3 separate regions of the Mus musculus genome follow, and regions 1 and 3 are each linked to region 2. Evidence: chromatin loops called from intact Hi-C (ENCODE). Cell type or tissue: heart. All regions are shown on one strand. Links, peaks and the distances in the headings refer to the core of each region. The heading gives the core; the rest is flanking DNA.

What was found. Peaks named below come from ENCODE experiments on the same cell type or tissue, not always from the same donor. Only the 100,000 strongest peaks of a DNase experiment are listed, where the experiment ranks them.
Region 1: a loop joins it to region 2, with 2.3 times the contacts of the local background. A loop is called at or near these places in 3 of 42 quality-filtered maps.
Region 3: it touches region 2 in a loop (2.7-fold over the local background); 3 of 42 quality-filtered maps call a loop at or near these places.

The regions. Positions count from the first base shown.
Region 1 is chr2:64,068,811-64,072,122 of GRCm38, forward strand. All of the region lies in intron 2 of Fign (fidgetin), which reads right to left. Among named protein-coding and RNA genes, the nearest start is that of Fign, 28 kb to the right of the region's middle. In heart, for the core only: no CTCF peak of the experiment used is centred there; a DNase peak (open chromatin) is centred at 1,681; H3K27ac peaks cover 1,361 bases.
Region 2 is chr2:63,979,560-63,984,488 of GRCm38, forward strand. It overlaps Fign (fidgetin), which reads right to left. Exons shown (of 4, transcript NM_001267846.1): 4 at 1-1,340. The coding sequence starts at 1,332. Among named protein-coding and RNA genes, the nearest start is that of Fign, 120 kb to the right of the region's middle. In heart, for the core only: no CTCF peak of the experiment used is centred there; a DNase peak (open chromatin) is centred at 2,912; H3K4me3 peaks cover 290 bases; H3K27ac peaks cover 2,054 bases.
Region 3 is chr2:64,065,195-64,068,506 of GRCm38, forward strand. All of the region lies in intron 2 of Fign (fidgetin), which reads right to left. Among named protein-coding and RNA genes, the nearest start is that of Fign, 31 kb to the right of the region's middle. In heart, for the core only: a CTCF peak has its summit at 2,001; no DNase peak of the experiment used is centred there; H3K27ac peaks cover 395 bases.

The sequences.
Region 1 (3,312 bases), core at 495-2,994, 88 kb after region 2:
TTACACAAACACTGAATCTCTTCTATTCCTGAAAGTCACAGCAATGGTATAATTTTCTGTATCTGGAAGTGGAGAAATTGTTATTTCCTTGCTATCATGTTGCCTAACATTAGTAAAAGTATTGCTTCTAATAATACCTTTTTTCTTTCATGTCTATTTAATAATGAAATTTCAATCAACCATATGTTAATTTGAGATACTAGAATTTAATGAAAATCAGTATTCTTCCATACTTTCTCTCCCTCAGTGTCTCTAAGTGTCTCTCTTGTCTCTATCACTGACTCTCCCTCTGGCTCCTTCACCCTTCTCTCTTTGCCTATAAATAGGTAAACAATCTCATGGTTGGCTATTTCAGAGTATACAAAGCAAAAATAAAATGAAGCAAAAGTCCATGATGTAAGTAAGGACTTTGAAATTCAGGTGATAGAAAAGTAAAAGTTGTGAATTCTTTCATCTCAACCTAGGTGCTTCCTGATACCACTGGACAAACAAGAAAGTTCTGCAGGCAGCATTGAGTCCCCCAGAGCTGGGTCTGGAAGGCGGTTGGCATTTATTTTACCTCCATTTTCAAGCAACTTATCAGGGGGTTCTATTTTTGGCAACAGCTTTGTTAATGAGATAGAGGAGCTAAACACTGTAAAGAAGTGAGCAGCGACGTTCTTTCCCATAAATGTTATAATGGAATAGATAATACTTTAACAGTTAACAAATTTACATGTTTAACACAAATACATTTAATCTTGAAATAACCGAAATAGTGATGAATATTTTAAGTACCACACTTTGCTTATTTGTTTGAAAGGAAATATTACTCAAAGCTAGCCTTCAGTAAGAAATTGAAATTTCTTTCATTCTGTCATCACATGAGAGAGTGCATATTCCTTGCTTTAAACAAAACAGAGCTTTCTGTGGACAAAGGATTCATCCACAGAAAATTCTCCAATGTAAATTTAATTTGGTGTCATAGTACTATTGAACCTTGGCCACCTCACATGTTTATATTTTTGTAGAATGGATAGAAAATTAGAGAGGAAACAAAACATACTTGGTCTGCAAAGACATGTACAGTATGGTCTAAAAGTCTTGTATTCTTTTTAAGAATAAGAACATTATCAGAAATAGCTGACCCCAAACAATGTCTTAATTCATGGACACTAAATAACAATTAGAACTATTCCAATTAAGTTTTAATTTTGGAAAAAAAATTAACTACAAACTCAGTCATTCAATAAAGTGTTGTCGTCCTCCAGTGTGTTTCTAGGCACAGAATATAGCAATTTACTATTGACAAGCACTAACGGAAGGGGTCATTTCACAAGTATAACGCGGACAAAGGTGAACCGGGCAACTGATGAAATCTGTGGCCAAGGCGAAATAGCAATCTCTGAGCCAAATGGTAATAAAGTTACCGAAATGAAGCAATGTAGTTTCTAAACTGAACTGTCATAAAGTAGGATATGGGCTTCAAACTGGCATGTCAGGAGTAATTAAAATATTATTTCTCCGTTTTAAAAAGTTCTTGATAGTTTTAACAGTCTTATCGATTTCTTTCATTCAACCAGCTAACAGTGAGGTTAGAAGGAGGCTGCTGAGTGGACAGGAGGCAGTGGAGAGACTTGATGGAGGTGCTGCAAGAGATAACGCCAGGGACATGTGTTAGCATACTAGAGTGGATGGGAGATTGTGCAAGCTGAATGCTGCACTGCCCTGCAGTACAGAAAGCCAGATGCAGAGGCACATGCCTGTAATCTCAGCACTTGAGAGGTGGAGACAGAATGATCCAGAGTCCAAGGTCATCTTTGCCTTGGATGAAAAATAATTCAAGGCCAGCCTAGAGACCCTGTGTCAGAAAAAAAAAAAAAAAAAGAAGGGTGGAAGAGAAAATGAAGGTGGAAAGAGGGAAGGAGGAAGAGAGAAGGGAGAAAAAAGGGAGGAATGGAAGGAGAGATTCAAATATCCAGGTACTATCATGTTTAGAAAGCAATGACTGCACGTATGACCATGTCATTGCTTATGTGTGTATGTCATATACATATACACATACATATATGTATATGTATATGTATATATATACATGTTTCTTTAAAGCAAGAGGATTGAGTGAAGATCTTAAAATCCACTCAGCCCCTAAAGAGTCTAACATAGTATGATTATGAATTACCTTCATAAATCTGCTAGCACATATGATGTTGTAAAATCTAAAGCTTGGCTGAAGACACAAATCCCTAAAAAGGCCACATCTTCATTCATTCTCATCAACAACCCACAGAGGGAAGTCAGTAAGAAGAGATGCAGGCCAAATGCATATCCACACATCCCTCAAGCAGCCAGACCTTTCTCTTGATGGGGAATAGGAATATATCCTTTCCAAAAGGTGGTATTTGTCCATCAAATGCCTTGTGTACCAAATTTGTATGTAATCTACTTTATAACTAGCTACTTTTTCATGAAATGCCTTTCATTTGAATGTATCTATGCTCACATTATACCGTAAATAAGTGGTTTGTCTGCACTTAACTAAAAAGTACAAAAGACTTCATTTCATGAGAACACAAAGGAATCCCCAGGGACCTAGAGTCTAGACCAGAGAATCCTGCAAACCTGATTTTCACTTTGCAGGGGAAAAACAAAACTATTGCAATTGCCCACAGTATGTATATTTCTTGCTCACTTCTGAACTGTGGTCCTACCTTACAAACTACCCCATGCATCACCCACTCAGCTCACAGACCCAAGGCATAATCTGCTATGAGATCCCACACACACACTACATACAAGACCTCAGATTGCATTACCAGAGAATACCTGCCTACTAGCCTCTGCCTAACCTCTACAAAGCAAAATAAGCAAATGCATTTCCGCAATGAAAGTTTGCTATTCCTCTCATATCTAGTAGGAAAAAAAGAGAGAAGAAACAATGAATATAGCAGTGTTCTTAAATGGTCAATTCAGTAAATTCTGTTCTGGTCACATCTTTGTAGCTTAGGGTAAAAATAACACACTTCTAGTGTTTGTCCCTGTTTTCTAATTACGCACATACACTGTATGTTATGGCCCAAAAGAGAAATAATAATGCAAATGTTCTCTATGTAAGAATGATACTGTATCCTCCGGCAAATGGAAAGGCCCTTGCCCTGAAGTTTTGGACCCTCTAAACAAACATTAAAATTATTGTGCTAAAGTAGGAGCCATTGGTGTTCCAAGAGGTATCAATAGTGCTAGGCAAACTCAATGCCCTTACATCAATCAACAAGATCCTTTCCTCGGGGTGGCAGTGAACAGTACGCTCACCCTCATTCCTCTGCAAAAGAG
Region 2 (4,929 bases), core at 1,423-3,922:
GTGGTTGGATGAGGTAGCTGCACGGAGTCCGGGACCTTGTATTGGATGAGCGAGGAGCTGCCGATGGTCGTCTCCGTGCTCACTCATGACTGGCGACGTATACTTCCCAAAGGATTCACTGGACCTTGATCCCAATGAATTTTTAGCAGTACTATAGGAAGGAGGGGTCAGAGCCCTACTGGACTGGCTGCTGAATTTCCTTTGCTGCTCAGAGGGCATCAGCTGCTTTGTTGGCTTAAATGCTAAGGATGATGTTTCAGCATTTCTGTCAAAGCCATTCCCCCGATTCGAGTTTGAAATGCTGTTGTCGGGCATTCGGTACATAGGACTCTGTGTCGATCTCTGTTGGCCATAGCTGTAATTTCCGTAACTGGAGTCCATGTCTCCTTGCCCTGCCATATAGAAAGCTTTCCTTTTGAGAGAACTTGCTGAATTGTTGGTCAGAGCAGAGGGTGCAATGGGTGTCAAACCATGACCTTGGTAGGTGTAGCCAGGAACGGTAGTGGGGGGCAGAGGGGTGGGAGCAGGAATTCCTGAAGGCAGGTATGCTGAAGGAGGAGGGGGTGCTCCGCCAGGGCTGTACCCAGACCCCACGGCAGTCTGAGGAGGATAGCTAGCAGAGGGATAACTGTAACTGGAGAGATTGGAAGTCCCGTTGTAGCCTGGGACCAGGGCTGGTGGGGGAGGAGGAGGGGGTGGTGGCTGCAAAAGCCCAGAACTATGCAACGGGGACGGATGAGGCGAAGGAAGTGCAGGTGTGGCCTGGCTGCTGTAGGTAGAATGCAAATATGAGCCGTTGTATCCCGGAGCATATTCCTGAGATGGGAGCCCCGCATGAAGACTAGGTACTGTGTGGCTTCCACAGGTACTACTTGAGTAACTTGGCTCTGTCAGGTTGCTGGCCACCCCAGGGGAGCTCCCTATACTTGCCGAGACGTCTACTGGAGGGAGGGCTGAGCTGACACCAGCTTTGCTGGCAGTGATGACATCCGGGACACAGTTCATAGGATAAACGGCTTCTGAATTCAAGGAAGGCTGCCAGGGTTCGCTATCATTTTTCCGACCATTCACGAGTCCTGATGGTGTGTCTGAATAATTGCTGAGTACAGGTCGGTCTACGGGACCTTCCAAAATGCCAGAATACTTCTCTGCATATTTTTTCAGAAGGTTGGACGCAGTCAGAGCAGATATGTCATCATTCGCCCAGGCATACTGGTAGGTGCGCTGTAAATGACCTCTATAGGCTTCAACTTTGTGGGCGGGAGACCGAGTGGTCGAGGTGATGTCAAAGTGCTGTTCTGGCCACTGGGCATGCTCCGGCGTCCACTGCATCTTCAAGCCTAAGAATTGGACGGGAAAGACAATAAATTTACTTAGATATTCTTCGGAACACATAAAGATTCCCCCACCCTACCGCCCCCAACTATATCTGCTATTTATTAACTTCCACTAACAATATGGAGGTGGATAAGAATCTTCCCAGGTTGTAATACATAGTGTGATCTCTATAATATGAATTCTTCAAAATGGGGAGACATTAAACGTTGTAAAAAAGATAAATCCAATGTAAAATAAAACTCTGTAGATATCAAAAAAAAAAAAAAAGATAAAAGAGCCTTATTGCTGTCATAAACCCATAGAGTTACTTATTTAACACGAATACTAGACACACACACACACACACACACACACACACACACACACACACACACACTCCTGTCAAATTAGAATTCAATCGTGGTTGTTTGCAATAACATATACACATACATTTTAATATCCAGCATGCAGTACTGTTAACATGTATGCCACCTACTTATTCTGGCTCTTCCCATCAGTTTCTGTTTTATATTTTTAGCAATATAAAAATGAGACACAGCTGACAGATCGCATCTAGGATACCTCTCTTATTTGGTACTGAACACCTAGTTAGCACAGTATAATGCTCCCTGCACAGAACAATATGACACAGACATAGCAGGTCATTCCATAATCCAACTCTCATCTAAAGTGGCCCACGACAGTTTCAAATCTGCTTCGTGGAGTGCAGCAAAGCAATCTCCCAGGCAGCGCTCCACCGCTTTCATCGCACAAAGCCTACAACTCGGTATGAATTACAACTGGCTCCTTTTTGCCTCTCAGTTCTGTTGTTGAGTCTGGGGGGGAAATAAAAACAAGCATCACTTGTCTGTCCGGGCTTCTTGTGTGATTCTCCCTCCTCCTCTGATAATCCTCCTCCCCCAATAGACTGAGATACCAGGAGAGGAGGGAAGAACATGAGAAAAAGAGAAAGGAAGTGAAGAAGGGATGGAAAGAGTGGAGAAACTGGATTTTAGCCCCTTACATTTCTACAGTGATCCCTCCACGGCAGAAAGTGGATGCGTACAACTCATCCACGAGGTCACAGGAATAAACCCGTCATTCTGCTAGATTGCTAACTGAAGCCACTGACTCTGTAGTAACCCTGAAATGAGTATTTTCTTACTTCAGAGAAAACTCTCAGTTATTAGAATCAGATAGTCGTTTTAAATGATAACTTTGGAAAGACCTTGGGAATTAGCTGCTTCACACATCACAAAAGCAGTGCCCAAAGCGATTGATTTAAGAGGCTTTCATCTAGTTAGTTACCAACAAGTACTGGAACCCCACTCTCCTCTTTTTCAGGGCTTGCTCACTCATCTTAACTCTAATCTCTGCTCACTTGGAATGGACACTTCCTACCATGCTATGGCTGTGTTAGATGCCCTCCCTAATCTCTTTTGTATTACTCAAAGTGAATTCTGCAAACCATCTTGTGCCCTCTGGCAGAGAATCCTTGATAAGAGGAAGGCCTGGTCTAAATGAGGCATCTGTGGCATCCGTTCCCTTCCCTTCTGAATTCCCCAGCAGTGTTGACAGCTCCCATCCCTTTCTGTTCTCCTCCCCCAACCACTTCAGCCCTGCTTTGCCTGACTCTGGCTTTTGACATGGCCAGCTTTGACTCGCTGAGCTAAACTGAACAGAGCACACAGTTTGGTAACAGAATGGCATGTTGATTCCCTTCTGACTCCGTCTTCCTTGTTTGCAAAACCACTGCACCAGACAGTGGAAGTTAATTAGCAGGAGGATGCTGTGCTAATTGTGTTAATTTACAAGGTTTTAGTCAAAGAGAATCATGCCAGGGCTGGCACTGCTGTCATGCTTCCGACTTAATGATTAAGAAATACTGAAAACAAGGTGGGAAGGATTGCAGTAATTACACAATAAATGAATAAAGCAACAGGATTCATTTGCAAATATATTTTACTGCCGCTGGACTCATTTGCATTTGGATTTTTAAAAAGGATCCATGCAGATATTCATTTGCAAATCACCAACTCAGTGAAATTAAGTTTGGATGCCGCACAAGTATAAGTTAATCAGTCTTTATGTGTGTGTGTTTTGTAAAAATACTAAAGATTTTAGTTCTTGTGTATATGCAACATATTCCCCACTTTACTTCAAATATTCATAGGTTTGTTTAAGACTACACATACTGTAAAACAATCAAATCAACTTGGAAATTAATATTGTGAACCCCAAAGAAGCACACTTTTATTCTCCCACTCAGAGAAAGAGGAAGGAAGGGTTGGTGAGCGGGACTCTGGGAAGAAGTGAAGTGATCTAATTGTTTCTGCTTTCTCAGTCATTACTCTTTAAGAGGAGAAAAACACACCACAAAGTGGGTGATATGACTGAACTACACTTGAAGGGGGAAAGGATGCAATTTTAATGAAGCGGCTTTTCAGGAATCATACTTTCATTAGACTCAACTGGAAATTATTAAGGGCAAATCACCAGGAACCAATCGCAAGTAATCAGTATCTAACTTCCTCCAGTATCAAGGGATTTACTCCGAGCCTAACATAAAGGAGAGAATATCAATGTGATGGCAGTGTCGAGCTAAAAGACCTACACATTCATTAATCCCATGATTATTTTCAAGTAATTTCTATTAGGATTTTTTTCCTCTTAAAAAAAAAAACCTGAAAATATTGAGTAGTAAAAATAAGAACACATGTGCTCTGATGGGACATATTAATAGATAAAGAATAAAAATGAATATGCATCTCAAAAATAATTTAGAAGTCACAGGACTACTGGACAGTGCACGTGTAGGCAAGTGCAGCCTGTGCCTGGAAGCATACATGCATGCACAGGCAAGCACACAGAATGATCGGATTCGGCTTCCTTCCAGCTTAGTTGAGGCGATTACTTGTTGGATTTAGTTAATAGCCAGGACAGAAAGAAATAACCTTTAAAAAAAGGTGAACAGTGAAAAAAAAAATGGAAGGCAGGGCCTCTCTGTCTTGGTTTAAGCAAAGTTTTCTTATGAATTAATTGCTTATAACAATGCAAACATGATTTTAATGTTACCATTGCTTTACATGCTAAGCCTATGCACTTGGAACAAAATAGATTGCCCACTTAAACTGGGTATTTCTATGCAGTTTTAATGTAGCAAAACTAATTGAATTTTCAAACATTTATATTTCTTCTGAAATGAAGCAAAGATCCTATCCATCAAAAATAATTCATTGGGATAGTTACTGGATTGAATATGTTTATTGATGTAACTGAAAGTTTACCTATTGATGCATACTAAGCAATATCCTTAGCAAATGTGAGAAAGGTAAGTCTGATGTCTGTTTAACTTGAAGGAAAAAGGAGTGTTCCTTTCTTCTGGGAGAGCCTTGGAACCATAATCTAGACCCTGATGTTACTAAGATGCACAGGAGTCAGTGTTGACGACCCTGGTGGGGCCTTGAGAACATAAAGAGCCTATTGACCAGTGCTTGAATCTTAGCATTATGTGTTGGGGGAGGGCACCAAATGTATTGCTGTTGTTGATCTTGTTTACTGGTGGTGACAAAGTGGAAAAGATGTGGCGCCAAATGTTCTTTGAACAAAGGT
Region 3 (3,312 bases), core at 495-2,994, 85 kb after region 2:
AATAAGAAAATAGTGAGTTTTGGTGTTTTGGATTTTCTTTTGTTTTTTGTTGCTTTGAACAGGTTTTCAATTTCTTTCTCTTAAAAGGGAGGGCAATTACTATGGAGTTGTGACACGGAGAGGCCAAAGGATCTGGCGAGGAAGATGGTTAGATGTCCATGGAGGAGGCCAACTCAATATGCCTCTGCAGCACATGCCAGATTGCTTTCAACTCTGAGGATCACAAAGGGTAGGCTCCTAAGTGACTCGTACAGGGAAGATCTTCTCAAACTCAACCCTCCTTGCCACTGCTCTTAACTCATACATGAAGACTATGGCTATGGAAGGCCATGGTAACCTGATTTCATGGATGCAGCTATGCTGGCTATGTAATGAGCTTCCAAAATGGAGATTTCATAAACAAAAGAACCTCCATCCTTCAGAATATCGGTTAATTCCACCTAATCAGATCTATTATCATCACTAACCCTGACACGTGGATTACCAGCATTACGAAGCAGCCATTACTAATTAGCCCTCCTTCCTAACATCACTAGCTCAGAAAAGCCTGTGCACACTGCCGTATTAAGAGAGTCTGCTCTGAATTGCTGTTTTGTTTGGAAAGGGAGGGGGGGAAAAACTGTGTTCTTTTCCAGCTGGCAGAGTTTTCCTAAATTAGATTAACTTTTAATTTAAATTAAAAAATTTAAAAGCTTTACACAAAGAGACAGTAATTGCCCATTTGAAACATCCAAAAAAAGGTGATTGAAGGGTACAGTAATATGCTTACATGAATAATAAATAATACTTAGCATTTAGATAGAGCTCCTCTCATCAAAGCACTTCTTTTTCAGCATGAACTAATTCACACATTATCCTTGCAAGAAAAGTAAAATTAAAGAGTACAATGTGCCACTCACTAAAAGTTGGGTAAACTGAGGCATAATAGCAGTAAAACTGAGATAATTCCATAATGATAGATCAATTTCAGGACACATAGCATCAGTCATTTCCATATAGGACCTGTGTATGTTGTGCATCTAAATCTGAGGTTAATTATTTGCACTAAGTGGTCCTTAAGGATATTGCATAGTCTAATTCTGATTTAACCTAAGCCAATGGGCTATGAAGATTTAGAAAACTGCAAAGAATTCTTTAAAATATCCTAATCAGGAAATTGGCAATAATCATTCATGCACACACATGTGCATATCAAAACACAGTTTATCACAAACGTTCAACACGTAACCATTCACCAATAGAAAGAATTATCAGCTAACTATTATCAACCTAATAGACTGTTCATATAGTCTGTAAGGAAAGGAACCACACCCTTCACTAGGTGTTTGACTAGAATTAAATATTCTAAACTCCTTGAAGAGGTCTAAATGGTGAGCCACATCCAAGGCAGCACTTCATAGTCAATTTACATAGACTTCATGTAATGTGCTTCAAAAAGTGCACAGACTTCAACATTTTTAATATCACAGGAAAAAAATCTTGGGCTGGTCTGTTAGGAAGGATCAGTGAGTAAAGGTGCTTGCTACAGTCTGGAGACCAGTATCCAAGCCTTTGGGCCATGGTGGAAGAAGGAGAACAGTGCCTCCTGCAAACTGTCCCTAGACCTCCACATGTCTGGCCTGACATGGGTGCATGCGTGCATGTGTGTTTGTGTCTGCGTGCAAACACAAAGGCAAAATTTATTAAGTAATTAATTACTTCAAAAAAAATTCTCAGATTAGAAAAGTGTTTTTTACCTTTAACATCCACTGATGGAGGAAGAAAGTGACTAGCTGGAGGTACATTCATGATAGCTTTGGCCATTTCTAAATGGATACATGTCTTCCTCCTACTCACAACAGAACTCACTCATAATTAATACCATGGCAACATACTGTTTGCTCATATACAGAAATTGGGTAAACCTGAGCTAGAAGTTCAATATTCTTCAGAGGTTTGCAGCCCACAGTATGAGGCAAAAAACCAACATACTGTCCAAACACTTGTTACACACCTGGCAGCCACTAGGGGAAATTAAGTGAAAGAACCCAGTGTTGACATTCCTAAAATCTTCCGAATAGAACATCTTTGAAAAATCTTCCCAGCTTTTAGAACTAAGGGAGGAATTATATGCAGGTCACCTACAATAAGATAAAAATATGAGGACTCAGCTTGGCCTCCTTAATTACCACATGATGGCAGGGGTCAATTCCTAAATATGAGTAAAAATAGATAGACAGACCAATAGATGAAAGATAAATAGATGTGCATATAAAATATGAACATATATATAAATATAAGCACACACACATATACATAAACTCACATATATGTATATGTACACATACACACAGAGACACATAAATGTAAGACAACAATATGGGCACGCATAAAAACTTGTAGAAAAAAGCATTTATATGGTCTTCCAGTAGTTTGTGTTTTGTCGTTTGTTTTTATTCTTTCTTTTGCCAACGTTACAACTAAATCGCTTGATGGCATCCCCTAGCTTTCAAGCAAGTCTCAAAATGTTTACCCGGATGATTTCCGTTTCTTCTCCACCTCCTCAACCTTTTATCTTTCTATTAAAATTGGTGACAAAATGGGCCATGATATATGTTTGGTTTGGTTTTGTTGTTTCCCCATAGCTAGTTTGGAATTAATCCTGTGCCAAGTGCTAAAGGAAGTCTGACATCTTTAAGATCTATTTTAAACACATTCAGAAGTATGTGTGTTTTTAAGTTGCTAGAACGTTCCACATATTTCCATTTCTCGTCATCTGGAGAATTTACATGGTGGCATAAAGTCTTACTTTAGCTATGCTCAGCATAATCTCATCATCCCGGCAGCCACAGGCATGTGAATTACATTTTTAGCTTCCACTGGGGCTCTGGGAAGCTCTGTTAGTATTGCGTATTACACACAAGTTACTTTAAATGCTCTTCTAAGGCCTGTTAAACGCTACACAAACTTTATACTTTTGAGTGCTGATGTTTAACTGATCTACCAGTAAATTCAAGCTCTCGGCTCATATAGTTTTCCATGTTGGTGATTTTCATCCATTATTATTTGTGAATGGATCCTTTTAAAAAGAGCTATGTTCTTAAACAAGGATGTGAAGTCAGGGACTTAATCATTTTATTTAAACTATGATGCTATTAATAATCCCAAACAACTTGCTCTAATACTGTTTATTAAGTACGACTTTACTAGTTACAGTGAATTTTTAGTATCATATAGTAAAAACATTCCTAAATATAATGATTCAAACTGCACCTAAATAAATGTATATTTATTCTGTGTTTAATACTGATATTTATTTTATTTATTTTTTGG